Regions from separate parts of the Homo sapiens genome. Here region 2 is linked to region 1. The links are chromatin contacts, found by Hi-C or POLR2A ChIA-PET in ENCODE. All regions are on one chromosome and are shown on one strand. The core of a region is the stretch at or near the end of the contact, and the rest is flanking DNA. Distances in the headings are between cores, read along the strand shown. Region 1 has its middle 230 kb from the start of KLF5. Region 2 has its middle 200 kb from the start of LINC00392.

Region 1 (6,777 bases), core at 2,837-5,336:
CACATTCAAATGGAAGAAAATCAAATGAGCTTTTAACATAATGATTTTACTGTTTAGAAAGTGCTATCCCATTTTCACGTTTCAAAACATGTGCCAAACAACTCAGAGGTATTGGAGAGAGCGTGAGGAAGATCAGAGAACAAGCGCTTCTTGGCATCCGAGCCTCACTGTGCCACAGGCACAGAGGGGTTATGAAATAAAAAGTTGTTCTTCAAGCAGGAAGGTATGTCTGTTTGTCCCTTGAATACCAGAGCTTCTATTTGAGTTTTGCTATCAAATAGGGTGATCAGAACACTTAATTGCAGATCTAGCTGTGGGTAAAATTATGAAGTCATGGTAATAGTTCCATTTAGTGAGTGCCTATTGTACACTAGATGCTTACACAATATTGAATTCAGTCTTCAGGACAGCCCTCCACAGGTAAATACTACCACCTTATAGATATAGAAACTGAGACCCAATGCTTAAATAATTAACCCACAGTCACACAGCTTATAAATGGATCCAAGAGCTGAATTTGGTTACTTCTGCCTCAAAAGCCTTGGCTCAGCCTCCCTCCCTCACCACCACCACCTCCCCATCTATTCAGAGTTCTCCCACTTCTCCAGGTTCTTCCTGTCATGGGAGAAATAAAAACAATTCATAGAACTTGTTAATGACTTAATGTGTTATCTGTCCAAGAATTGTACTGGAGAGAATAATATTTAAGCTTGGGTCTCCAGTGGCAACATTTCAAAGCATCTGGAAAGGAAAGATTTTTTAAGGCTGAGGGGAAACTTGGACACACCTCTCAAACCACTGGGCCACTGTGTTGTACAACTCCAGGGTCAGGTGTATTGGAGTCTAAGAGAAGGGTGGCCTGTGTGATTATAGGGCACTGTGACATGGCTGTGTGGCCATGGAGGACGAAACCTCATGTAATCGTCAATTGTTAACAATTAAAAAGGCCTTATTGATCATCTCAGTCCAGCAACTGTTTATTTTAAAGAAGAGAAAATTGAATCCTAAGAGGTTAAGTAACTGCCCTATTAATTACAGAGCTAGAATTGTAATTAACACCTCGGGTTGGGGAGAGATTAGAAATGGGGGAAACCAAGGCACACAAGAGACAAGTTTGTTGGACCTCCAAGTTATGTCTAATAGTTGATGCTTTAAAAATAAAATAATCCCATTCCAACTAATTTGGCAACTCAAAAAGCTAAGGATTGACCTGATAAATCAAATGAAGTTTATCTCAAAGATGTGGAACAGAATTCCAATCCAAGTACAAGCTTTTCTTCTCAGAAGAAGGTAACGGATATTTGAACACAAAACTTTCCAGCTCTAAAACCAGCCTTCCAAGCTTCATGGGTCCAATTATTCCTCCAGAATAGGGAGTGTTTGTAACTTTTAGAAGGAAAGTGAACCATTTGGGAAATTCTGTTTAGTCTCCTAACTGCTTTGCTGTAGTGGTTTTCAAACTGCGGTTGCTTCAGTTTCTGGGGAAGAGCTTCAGAAATTCTAGAAACCATTTGATTTACTGATTACCAGATTTCCCCACCTCAGGACAGAGAGAAACCAATTCCCAGGGGACCTACCATGACTGAAGGGAGGGGGCTGCCTTTCCTACCTGCTTATCATCAGCTTTTTGGGCTTCTCCACCCAAACCATGAGCTAGTCCAGGGTTTTCCTAAAAAAAAAAATAGGGTTCCAGGGCTTGAGAAAAAAGTCCATTGAGTATCAAGTTACACAAAGAGTTCCATGGTCCTGAAAGCTACAGAAATCTCCCTGAGAGAAGTTTCCACACTGGGGATATTCATGCTGAGCAGACTACTTAGGAAAGCAATCACAGTTATCATCACTCTGAATACCCAATCTAAAACTGCTGCGCAAAACATGGCCAACTGAGGCACAGATTTTCATCAAAACAATGTTATTTTGTTAAAAGAATGAAACAGATGCTAGTGTGAGCACTAATGTACGCTTAAGAGCTGAAGCTGAGGAACCTAGACTTATTAAGTATTTGAATTTTGTTTTTAAAGCATAATCACTTTTCTGGAAAGCCATTGGCTAAGATTCTTCCCTCTACAGCAGAGTTGTTGAAAGTATACATTCCTCATTGGACTTTCGAACCACTTTTAATCCTCTTTGCTGTGCTTCCTCTATAAGGGATGTCAACACCAACTTTCTTATTGAAAGATAAAAGGCAAGAGTGAACAGGATTTTTTAAAGCTATGACGGTGTTTTATCTCCAAATCTTAAAAAGTGACATTTAGAAGCCAGCGTGTTCTACTCGGGCATTTCTTAATAATGGGTGACATTTTTCTGGAGGTTGGAGGAAGGGTTCGGGAGTGTTTTTAAACTGAGGGAGTTTTCAGAAGCTTGTGCTGGGCACTGGCACTTCCTGGAGTAACAGTAAGAAGGGTGGGAAGACAGAGTGCTAGTGGGAAGTGTGTGAGCTTGACCAGGAAGAGGAAGTACAGGCCAGAGAAATGTCCCGCCCTTCCACTCAGCTCCACACCCCATGCCACAAAACTACTGTGATTAGAAAAGACAGATGCCCGATTACACCACAGCCTGACTACAGCCTGGCCTTTTAGTCTATGCTGACGGGGTAGACATAGAGTTGACAGTAATCTATGAAGCCAAAAATGTTTGTTTGGCCTGGAAAAAAATTTGAGGTAAGCCTCATGAAACCTCCCTCTAGGACACTCTCCCAGCACCAGAGATGAACAGGTATAGTTGTACTGAGGGCCACTCCACCCTAGACACTCCCACGAAATAAGACTCCATCTTAGAACATAGAAAGTGCCCATGTCATCTGTGACATCGCTCATCTCTTGAAAGAAGAAAATCTTCCAGAGGTGGTACCATTTGTTGTTGAGTTATTGGAAGATTTCAAATTCCTCATACAAGGCGCGTTGAGGATACCTGACACCCAACTTGAATGTAGTGCCCAATGCTTATACCATCTCTTCCTGTAACTTTGAAATTGAACTTATTCCACTTTTTACTTTTGGTGGGAAAGATTTCTCTAGTTAATTTTTTTTCCATTCAACAGTCATTTATTGAGCTCCCATTGTGTGTCAAGCAGAAGTGTTTCCTGCCATCTAAGGGAAACTAAAGTCGTAAACAAATACATGATAAAATGTGTGATAAGCGCTATGAGAAAAGTAAACATAGGATGCTAGAGGTGAGGCGGGGACAGAAGAACTGAGTAGATTCTTTAAACCAGTTTCCTAAGTAAAATTCCCCTCCTAAAAGAATTCTCTTTTGGCTACTTGATGCTGGTTACTAATGGAATTCCTGACTAGGATACTAATTTTTTACATAAGTCCCTTATTTAAACTTCCAGGTTTTAAAATAATACTTCATTCAATCATTCAACTGTTATTTTAGCACCTACTATGTGTACAAGTAACTCGTCTTTTGCTTTTCTACATCATGAACCAATGATTTAATGAGCCTCAAGATACCCAGAAAATTTCAACCCCTGAGGAGAAATATCTCAGTCTTTTGCTTGTTATTCTTTGCTCAGCTCTCTGGAAAGAATTCTACAAGAGTACCAGTGAGACATCTAAAATAAAAATAAAAACCACCTTACTGATCCAGGGAAATTTTACGTCAGCATATCAAATTATATCCAAATAGCCAATATGAAAATTGCTATCCAGATTTCATAGCATGATCAAACAATAACAAGAAAAAAACAGTTCCTTCAAAATATGATCGAGGTAAGATAACCAACAATGTTTATCTTCCCCTGAGCTATTGTGATGATTAATAAGATAATGTTCACAAAGGACTTTGAAGGAGTAATGTAATGTACTTTGAAGCATTATCATTTTTTTATTAATGAGTTTTGATTCTGACAGATGCCAGTTGTGCTGCAGCCATGGTAAACCCTTAGTCGTCCCCACAGAGGAAGGGAAATAGGATACGAGGGTGCAGATAGTATGTAGTAGCAGATACACTTGCTCCAGGAGAAAGCCAGATCCTGCTAGGGACAGAAGCTATAAGTAAATCAACTAGAAAACAGTTGGGAGGGGCAGGTGTTATTAGGCTAGTCTGGGCTAGCATAGAAGGAAACACAGTCCAGATCCACATAGAAAAAAATGTAAACAGAAACCCAGGGTTGGCTGGGCGCGGTGGCTCATGTCTGTAATCCCAGCACTTTGGGAGGCCAAGGCCAAGGCGGATCACCTGAGGTCAGGAGTTCGGGACCAGCTGGCCAACATGGTGAAACTCCGTCTCTACTAAAAATGCAAAAATTAGCTGGGTGTGGTGGCAGGCGCCTGTAATCCCAGCTACTCAGGAGGCTGAGGCAGGAGAATTGCTTGAACCCAGGGGATGGAGGTTACAGTGAGCTGAGATCGCACCACTGCACTCCAGCCTGGGCGACAGAGCGAGACTCCGTCTAAAAACAAAAAAAGAAACCCAGGGTTGCGTGAACCAACCAGAGTTCATTGTATTGCATTCATTCATTCACTCATGCACTCTTAGACTGAATATTAAGTGCCTCTCTGTACCAGGTTAAGTGCTAAATGTAAGGGCTATAAAAACAAATAAAACAGCATCTGTGTTTCAGGGGCTTACTTTTCAGTGAGGGGTAGGCAGGAAAAGGAGACAGAGAAACATGGAAACAAGCACTTAAGATTGGAGAGTTGGAAAGTAAGTAGATGAATGAAATAGGTAAAGGTAGAGTCCACTGAGAGGAAGAAGGGCTCCAATTTCAAGGAAGTAAAGTAGTTTGAGAAATTCAAGAAAAATTGCATTTTAAAGGACAGGCAGGGAAGGAAATTTCAGGCAGAGAGAACATTTGTCATATAGACTGCCAGTGTGCATGGCGCCCCCTAGAGTTGTGCCAGTGACCACACCAGACATAGTAACCCTGGAGATGAGGAAAGGTTCAAGTGGCCCACAGTGTAAGGTTAGGCTTGGTCGGAATTTAAGGACCAGTTCTAGAAATTAAGACTTACCCTAAAGGCATTGAGAAAGCTCTTGATGTCTTTAAAAAAAAAAAAAAAAAAAAAAAAGCCAGTAAGTAACCGAACGAAATCGTGGTTTGAAGAGATTTCTTAGCATCATCATAAAATTTGGATTAAAGAGAAGGTTGGGCAGTGAAGAGCTTGTTGTAATTGTCCTTGTGAACAACTTCAAGAAATAGAGAGGAAGGGACAAGATAACACATGTGAAGGAGGTACCATCACACATCACATTTGGATACCGATGATACTGATGAGAGTGAGAATGGGGTCGACAGGGTGCTGGAAGCATCATGAAAGTAATTCTCAGGTTCATGATTTGGGTGGCGGGTAAGTGCACAGCCAGTCACCAAGAGAGGCAAAGGGGAGAAGGGAAAAAAGCCAGAAGGGCGGAAAATTCATGTTTTTCTTCTTATTTTGTTGACTGGCCTCGCCACTCATCCTAGCCCCAAGGAACCTGTGCACCTCCAAGTACAGGTATGTGGTGGGAAGAGAAGAAATACCAGGCAGAGAAACCGGGGCCCCAGAAATAATTCCCTCCCACTTCTCACTTAGGTCTATTGCAAATTTCAAACAAATCCTCTGTCACTACCCTTTCGGATACTTTATTAATGGTGTCTACATGAAAATAAAGGTTCAAATTAAGTTCAGAAAACTTTAAAGCACTTTTTAATGGTGGAATTTTAACATTAAGTATTTATTTTTTACTTTCTTTCTTGTGTTAAATCTTGAATTTTCTAAAAATTATAAGTTTTAACAGGTAGTATTTATACTTGCCAATTAAAAACGTGCCTACCGTAACAAATATCTCAAACATCTTCAAAATCACAAACATGTTTCTATAAGCATAGACTTTAGAATATGAAGAAATATCCCAATATTCCATAGTTGTTTTTGTAATTGTTTCATAATTGTTAGTTAGCCTGCCATAATTATAGGAATATTCTTTTAAACAAATCAAATTTCCAAAAATACATTTAATTTTGAAATTAAAAATTTAGGGCATCTTTTTTTTTGAGGCGGAGTTTTTGTTTGTTTGTTTTTTTGAGGCAGAGTTTCACTCTTGTTGCCCAAGCTGGAGTGCAATGGTGCGATCTTGGCTCACTGCAACCACTGCCTCCCGGGTTCAAGTGATTCTCCTGTCTCAGCCTCCTGAGTAGCTGGGATTACAGGCATGCGCCACCACGCCCAGCTAATTTTGTATTTTTAGTAGAGAAAGAGTTTCTCCATGTTGGTCAGGCTGGTCTCAAACTCCTGACCTCAGGTGATCCGCTCGCCTCAGCCTCCCAAAGTGCTGGGATTACAGGCGTGTGCCACCACGCCCAGCCTGGGGTATCCTAACATAATGATTCATCATGTTTCTATTTTTTTAAGAAATAGAATGTGTGGGGGAACTCATAATGTGATTTGTTAAAATTTGATTTCGTATTCTCTAAAGTAAAAAAGATGTGAGGAAATCATAGTAAGCTGTTAAAACTGCCAAGTTCTGCTGTGTTAAAATATGATTTAAAATGTTTAGGGAAATTTTTAGTGTTGTGTAAGAAGTGGAAGGCAAGTTGCAAAATGCTGAAAGAGGTTAGCCAGGAAACTCTGGCTAAAATAAAGCACGTAGCACAGATACCCTGTGAATACCCTGACTCCTTCATAAACGTAGATTTCTCACCTATACACACAACGCACACATGTCCAGATGTTCACATATGTTTACTAGTTAGGTGAAATAGGAGAGAGGCTGGTACCCAAGCCGTGTTGCCAAGGTAACCAACAGTTTCAGGATGAGACCACCATTGACAACTAGAATGGTTAAAATTTC
Region 2 (6,717 bases), core at 3,887-6,386, 79 kb before region 1:
TGGAGAGTCCGGGTGCTTTACTAGGGTAATCACTGCACAGTAATCCTGTCAACATGGCAGCAGTTCAGCGCAGACACACAGAGGGACTGCATGACGGCAAGCGCCATGGAGGGAGGGCATTTAATGAAGGTGCCAGTGAATGATCAGAAGTCACTCCTGTAATCCCAGCACTTTGGGAGGCCAACGGGGGTGGATTACCTGAGGTCAGGAGTTTGAGACCAGCCTAACCAACATGGTGAAATCCCATCTCTACTAAAAATACAAAAATTAGCTGGTCATGGTGGTGCACACCTGTAATCCCAGCTACTCAGGGGTCGGGGGTGGCTGAGGCAGGAGAATTTCTTGAACCCGGCAGGTGAAGGTTGCAGTGAGCCAAGATCATGCCACTGCACTTCAGCCTGGGTGACAGAGTGAGACTCTGTCTCAAAAAAAAAAAAAAAAAAAAATCCAAAGAAGGCTCTAAGGACTGCAACTTGAAGGAGTATGAGATTGGATGAGGGAAAAGGATAATAAACTCTACTTAGACCCACTGAATTTTGAGTGGCTAGAAAGAAAAACTATAGGAATTCAAACCATCCATGAGAGAGCTGGGGTCCAGGGATTAAGGAGAAACACGCGCAGAGTGGCAAGTTATAGCATTCATATTTGTTGATTCCATGCCTCTTAGCTAAGCACAAGAAAATCAGCAGCATGTGAACAAACAGGAAAGCAAGTAGCTGCCTGACTGAGCTCTAATCAACTGATTTGGAAGAAAAATTCAACTTGATTGACTGGCTTGCATTATAGTGACAGCAATAAATCCTTTTGGCCAAACAGAATTTGGTTCAACTTGAAACGTATGCTATGTATTATTGCTTTGCATGCTGAAATATTCATATATCTTGGGAAAGTATCAAAAATTATGTTTTTCTTTTCAAAGAGTGGAATGTAAAATACCCACCAAATCCTCCTGGATGGCGCCTGGGTGAATGTATTCCTTGTTATTTCATTTAAGCTGCTAAATATCTATTAGAGTAAAATTATGGGCTCTTTGCACATGGCATTTTCACTTGTAGCTTCCTGTGTGCCAAAGCAATAAATGTGATTCAGAGCCCTCCTTTTTGTAAGGCAGGTCCACCTCGGGGCTAGTTATTGCCTTACTAGTGGCCAATGGTCCCTAAGAAAAACTGTTTCCCCTATGCACTAATCCAGAGGGACTCAGAAATGGAAACCAGATTTTTTTTTTTTTTTCTGAGATTGGGTCTCACTCTGTCACCCAGGCTGGAGTACAGTGGCATGATCATGGTTCACTGCAGCCTCAACCTTCCAGGCTCAGGCAATCCTCCCACATCAGCCTCCTGAGTAGCTGGGACTACAGGCGTGCACTACCATGCCTGGCTAACTTGTTTTTATTTTATTTTATTTTATTTTTTGTAGAGATGGGGTTTCACCACGTTGGAGAGCCCAGATATTGGATAGACACAATGACAAACCAAAGCTACCTGCTAATGTTAGGCTTTCTTTAGAAAACCTCAAGACACTAGCAATTAAACTTATCAGAGGCTGTCACTCTGTGACCTTCACTCTGACCCAGGAACTGCTCTCTCCCGAAATGACCCACGCACCTTACAAAGTCAGGATGACTCCTTTCTCTCTGTCTTTTTTTTAATTAATTTTAAGACTTCCTTCTCTTTAAGCTCTTTCCACTTTACTACAGAGTATATTTCAAGTTTTTCAGGTGAGTCACCTGTATCCTCCTTTGCTAAGCAATGAATAAAAGTGGAGGGTTGGGGTATATAATTCAAATGCTTTATAAAAAAAAAGGCTGTTCCCTTTTTTAAACTATACTAACTTTCCCACCACATATAATGAATAAGTACAAGTAAGACATTGAGGTCAACAGCTTTATCAAAGCACAGAGCTGTCAGGTTATAGGACAGGATATTTGCCAAATCAGAATGCATAAACTTTTCGTATGGAAACTAGAACATGAATTAAGCTCATATCACTCAAAAAGAGCTGAATGCATCTGAAACCAAAGCACGCTGTCAGCCACCTCCATTTGCTCCGGGCGCTGATACCTTGATTAGCTATGCAAGAAGCTACCTGCTATTTTAGAATTATATGAAGTCACCTCAGGGTATCTACAAGCTTCTCACGCACAAGATACTGACTTTTTTTCCTCCTTCTTCTTGGCTTACAGCACAGTTGTTGCTACATCCAGGTAAATACTATATCAGGGATTGTTATTGCATAAGCTGTCATTAAGGCAGCTTGCCTTCTCACAGAAAAATCAGTCTGCAAACAATAATGGTTTGTTGCTAAACCCCTCTAAGACTGAAAGAACCTAGAGTTTTTGTTTTCATTTTGTTTTCTTTTGTTTTTGAGTAAGTACTCCCCTAACAGATTAAGGAGCTGAAAGCTTAATTTCTAAAAAGGATTTTTTTTTTAAATAATAAAGAATGTTCCCTTCACCCCGTCTTTTTTTGTTGTCTGTTTTAATAAATTACCTTCTCTCCTAAAATAGTAACTAAATTTATAGGAGCAAAAGAGTAGCTTACATGATAGGTATCTACCAAACGAAGCTGCCAGTGTACATAGTATTACAGGTACCATGCAGTTCAACATGTTTTTACCTGAGGTACATAGATTCTGTTTTGATACTAGACTGTTTGAAAACATTTTCAGATGAAAACTGATCATGAACGTGAAGGACTGACAGCTCAGACTTCAAAAGCCAAGGTTAATCAGGGCTTTTGTATATTTTCGCAAATAAATATATTAACATAACTAACCTTTGACCTGTACCGTCCTTAATCTTTCAGCCCCAAGCTTCTGGGAAGGGTGTAACAATTCTGGCAAACTGATCTGTGCCAAAGAGAGTGCTGAACACTTACTATGGTGTAGATCGAAACCACCTTAATCACTCACCTTTCATCTCCCCAGAGTTCTAGAGTGTAACTTATTCAAACTGTTCTTAGACTTCTTAAACTTAATCTTCTCCCACAAAACTTGACAATTTCATATATATATATATACACACACGCACACACACATGTATGTATATACATATATAAAGACAAGTACCAAATTTCTGCTTCTGCTCGTTTAGCTCAGAGGCATTTCCCAGCCCTGACTCCTGGTACAAACCATCAAAAGTGTTGCTCAGAATTGGAGTCTACATCAGACCTAGACTCAGATTGTAATCCTTTGCAACTAGCCCCTGTGCTTGCCCCTTCCTGGTGTTAGCATGTACAGTCTGTAAGTCCAATCTGCCCCGAGGCCTTAATAAAATTTCCTTTGCCACACATGCAGTTATTAAGCATGCAATTTATATTGCCAGGTGCAAAACTTTCTCATGCAAATCTCTTTGACCTGAAGTAACCAAATGCACCTAGAAAGAAGAGTTTACTGCTTACTCCACAGATCCACAGTAAACGCCATCAATCACATCTTGTTCTCTCTTACTGCAAATTGCCGTGGCTTAATTAGACATAGCTGAAATCCAGGCAAACCTATCAGGGTCTATCATGGATGAATTGAACCACGGCTTTGCAACAGGATTAACTTTAGTCTTTGTGACTTTTACAAATAAAGAAGGTGAGAAAAATCTTAAGCGCTCCACTCCTGTGATGTGAAGGCTACCCGGCTGGTGAATGGTTCTGACTCAGGTCATTCTGATCACATAGGCTATGAAAAACTGATATGAAATCATTATTGCTACACATAGTATTTCAAAACTACGCCAAATTCTCTAACTCTGAAATCAGACTTCCAGGTGATTAGTGAGTGTTTTGGGGAGGAAAGTGTTGGAACTGGAGACTCCTTTCCAGTGTGGAATTGTTGAGTTTCCCTGGATGTCACCCATGGACTAAGACAGGAGGTTGAGAATCTCAGAAAGATTACCCAGTTACAACCCTTAACCTTCCATTCCCAGAGAAACTGAGATTAGTTCCCTAATAGCATGCAGGAAAATGGGGGGACACTTTTTTTTTTTTGAGAAAAAGTCTTACTCTTTCGCCCAGGCTAGAGTGCAGTGGTGTGATCTCGGCTCACTGCAACCTCCGCCTCCCGGGTTCAAGTGATTCTTGTGCCTCAGCCTCCCAAGTAGCTAGGATTACAGGTGCCCACCACCACACCTGACTAATTTTTGTATTTTTAGTAGAGACGAGGTTTCACCATGTTGGCCAGGCTGGTCTCAAACTCCTGACCTCAGGTGATCCACCCTCCTCGGCCTCCCAAAGTGCTGAGATTACAGGCCTGAGCCACCTCGCCGGCCTTGAGGACACTTTTCCAGCCCTACTGCTGAGGCACAGGAGCCTCCAGGGGTCGGTCCATGAGTATTTTCCCTATCAATGTCACTGGTCTCCAAGGAACAATAGGTGAATGTGCTTGAAAGGCTCCCCTTGTCCCTGAAATCAAAGAGAACACTTTGCCATTGGCTAATTGCTTATTTATTCATTCAACAAATAATTATTCACAGTATACTAAGTTCTTGCGTGCATGCATCATTACACTGGAAACATTATAACAGGAAACCCTAGTTAAATAAATGCTAGTTTCCTTCTTTCTTCTCTCTGGATAAATACCTTCTAATTGAAAACAATGAACTGACAAGTCATCATTTGAGGACTGCCTTCAACTAAATTCCAGCTTTAACACAAAGGGTTATAGGAGGCTCCAAAGTGTCGATTTCTTTTTCAAGTTATCTCATTTCCAAATGGATACTGATAACCAGAATTAAGGTAAAACGCCTTTCCGTACCTGAGAATACGATCTGAATGGTTTCCTTATAGTATTTCTTGACAGCGAGCGTTATTACATTTAAAAAGAAACTATAACATTTTTTTCTCCTCGATTTTCAGGTGTAATTTGGCATATAGAAATTGTTTTTTCTTCATAATGCAAAGAGTGGCATGATACATTTGATAGGTAGCATTTTATTACAAAATCACCAGGTAATAATTACCCAGGTGACTCATGATGAAGTGTAAAACCGTTCTCAGGCTATCTAAAAAGGAAGAATAGTTCATTAAAGTTCAGTTGTAGAAAACACAAATCTGAAAGCTTAGGTTTTTAGAAATTGCCCAATTTAATGAAGTGTACGTTCCCTTACAATTGGATTCTCACCAAGCCTGTGAATGCACAGCTAAATTAGTCATGTGAAGAGCAGATTAGTTACAAGATGGGAATCACGCCATTCTCCTTTGTTTACCGCAGACCAACAAGGGTTGCATTACAAGTGTTTATTATTTCTGAAGATGTACTATCACATAAACATGAACGGGAAATTCTCAAAGTGGATGCTGCCTAAAAACAAGCCCCCACCTGGAGTAAGCCTTCCACCAGTCTGCATGGAACCAGATCTTTCCCCACAGCAGGGCAGGCTCTAATGTAAGATGTCACTTCTCTAGCTCAAATGGAGTGGGAGAGACTAAAGGCTGAAAGGAGAATACCGGGTCACTGAGTAAACACATGCTAGCAGAAGTCCTTTCTGAAATGGATCGAGTGTCTTTAATCCTGTATTCTGGCCTCCAGATGATTTATGGCTCTTATTTTCTTTTCTCCCTTTCCTTGTAACACTTGCCAAAGTAGACTCAAGCTCTGCCTTGAAGCATGCAAACACAGAGTTCTGTCTTCCCTGATGAATCGGATCTGTGCCAAGTGAAAGCTTTAATGACAAATTTATGCTCCAAAGAAGGGACAAGGTGATAGTCTAAAAGGTGAAGAGAAACACCACTGAGTGTTCCCTCAACTGTCAGAGTTTAGAAAATGAAGACCTCAGCCATGATCCTTCCTTTGCACCTCATTACTGTTCCCCACCCTGCCCCAGCTCCAGCCCAGTTATAATAGCAAAATTGCACATAGATTGAGACTGATTTGTTTTGGGGAGGGCATTCGAAGTTATGCCCTGCCATCCTTTTGTTCTGCTTTATTTTAAATGACAAGGAATTGTTTGTCTGCCTTCTCTAACCCTCCCCCTCCCTCAACCATAAACGGATTTGCTTTATGGCAAATTCTGAAGCAGGTAAAATGTGTCTCTGGCACCCAGCCAACTTCAGTTCTGATCTCTGCTCCATTCCCACCCACCTCTAGCCTTCCCGAGCTTCATGCCACAGAGGCTTGCTCCTATTGAGGATATGAATATCAAAATCACAAGACACCCACCTTCTGTCTTTCTTCTCATGCCTCAATTACAAGAGAAGACTTCCAAATCTCTCTTTCCATCCCAGGTCTTTACCCTGAATTGCAGAGCTACAAATTATTGTATGGGACATCTTCACAGGAATATCCAGCAAACATCTTTCCTTATAAAGCGGTTCTTCTGTATTGACTATTGGTGCAGTCTTCCTTCCCATTACCCCAGTCAATAGCCATAGAGTTGCACTACACCCTATACGTTACCTAACACGGTAGTTTTCAGTCCTGTGTAGTCTACCTTTTATCCAATTCATCCAGTACTTATGGAGTGCCTACTCTAGGCCAGGAACTTTTCTAGGCTCTTGGGATATGTCAGCAAGGAAAGTGGGGAAAGATCCCTGCCATCCTGGAGTTTACATTCAAGTTTTAAAAGACCAGTAATGAGGGTGATATTGGTGATAATGACAATGATGATGATGGTGATGATGATAAGTAACTAACATAAACAGTCTCTTAGAAAATGAAAAGTGTGATGGAAAACAATTTTTTAAAGTAGAGCAGAACTAAGAGGATTGGGAGTACTGGTGAAGATGAGCA

Evidence for each region. A loop is a pair of places that touch in the nucleus more often than their neighbours do. ChIA-PET counts read pairs that join two places held with the same protein, here RNA polymerase II (POLR2A).
Region 2: POLR2A ChIA-PET joins it to region 1 with 36 read pairs in MCF 10A. The contact joins two enhancer-like sites. A Hi-C loop is called at or near these places in 1 of 168 maps with a recorded cell type or tissue (heart left ventricle). POLR2A ChIA-PET finds 5 or more read pairs at or near these places in 1 of 52 experiments (MCF 10A).

Annotation. Positions count from the first base shown.
Region 1 is chr13:73,284,445-73,291,221 of GRCh38, reverse strand. No RefSeq gene overlaps it. Among named protein-coding and RNA genes, the nearest start is that of KLF5, 230 kb to the right of the region's middle. Within about 2 kb of position 4,086, at least 3 of the 41 ENCODE cell types and tissues checked have a DNase peak (open chromatin) inside an H3K27ac peak, as active enhancers do.
Region 2 is chr13:73,364,215-73,370,931 of GRCh38, reverse strand. No RefSeq gene overlaps it. Among named protein-coding and RNA genes, the nearest start is that of LINC00392, 200 kb to the left of the region's middle. Within about 2 kb of position 5,136, at least 3 of the 41 ENCODE cell types and tissues checked have a DNase peak (open chromatin) inside an H3K27ac peak, as active enhancers do.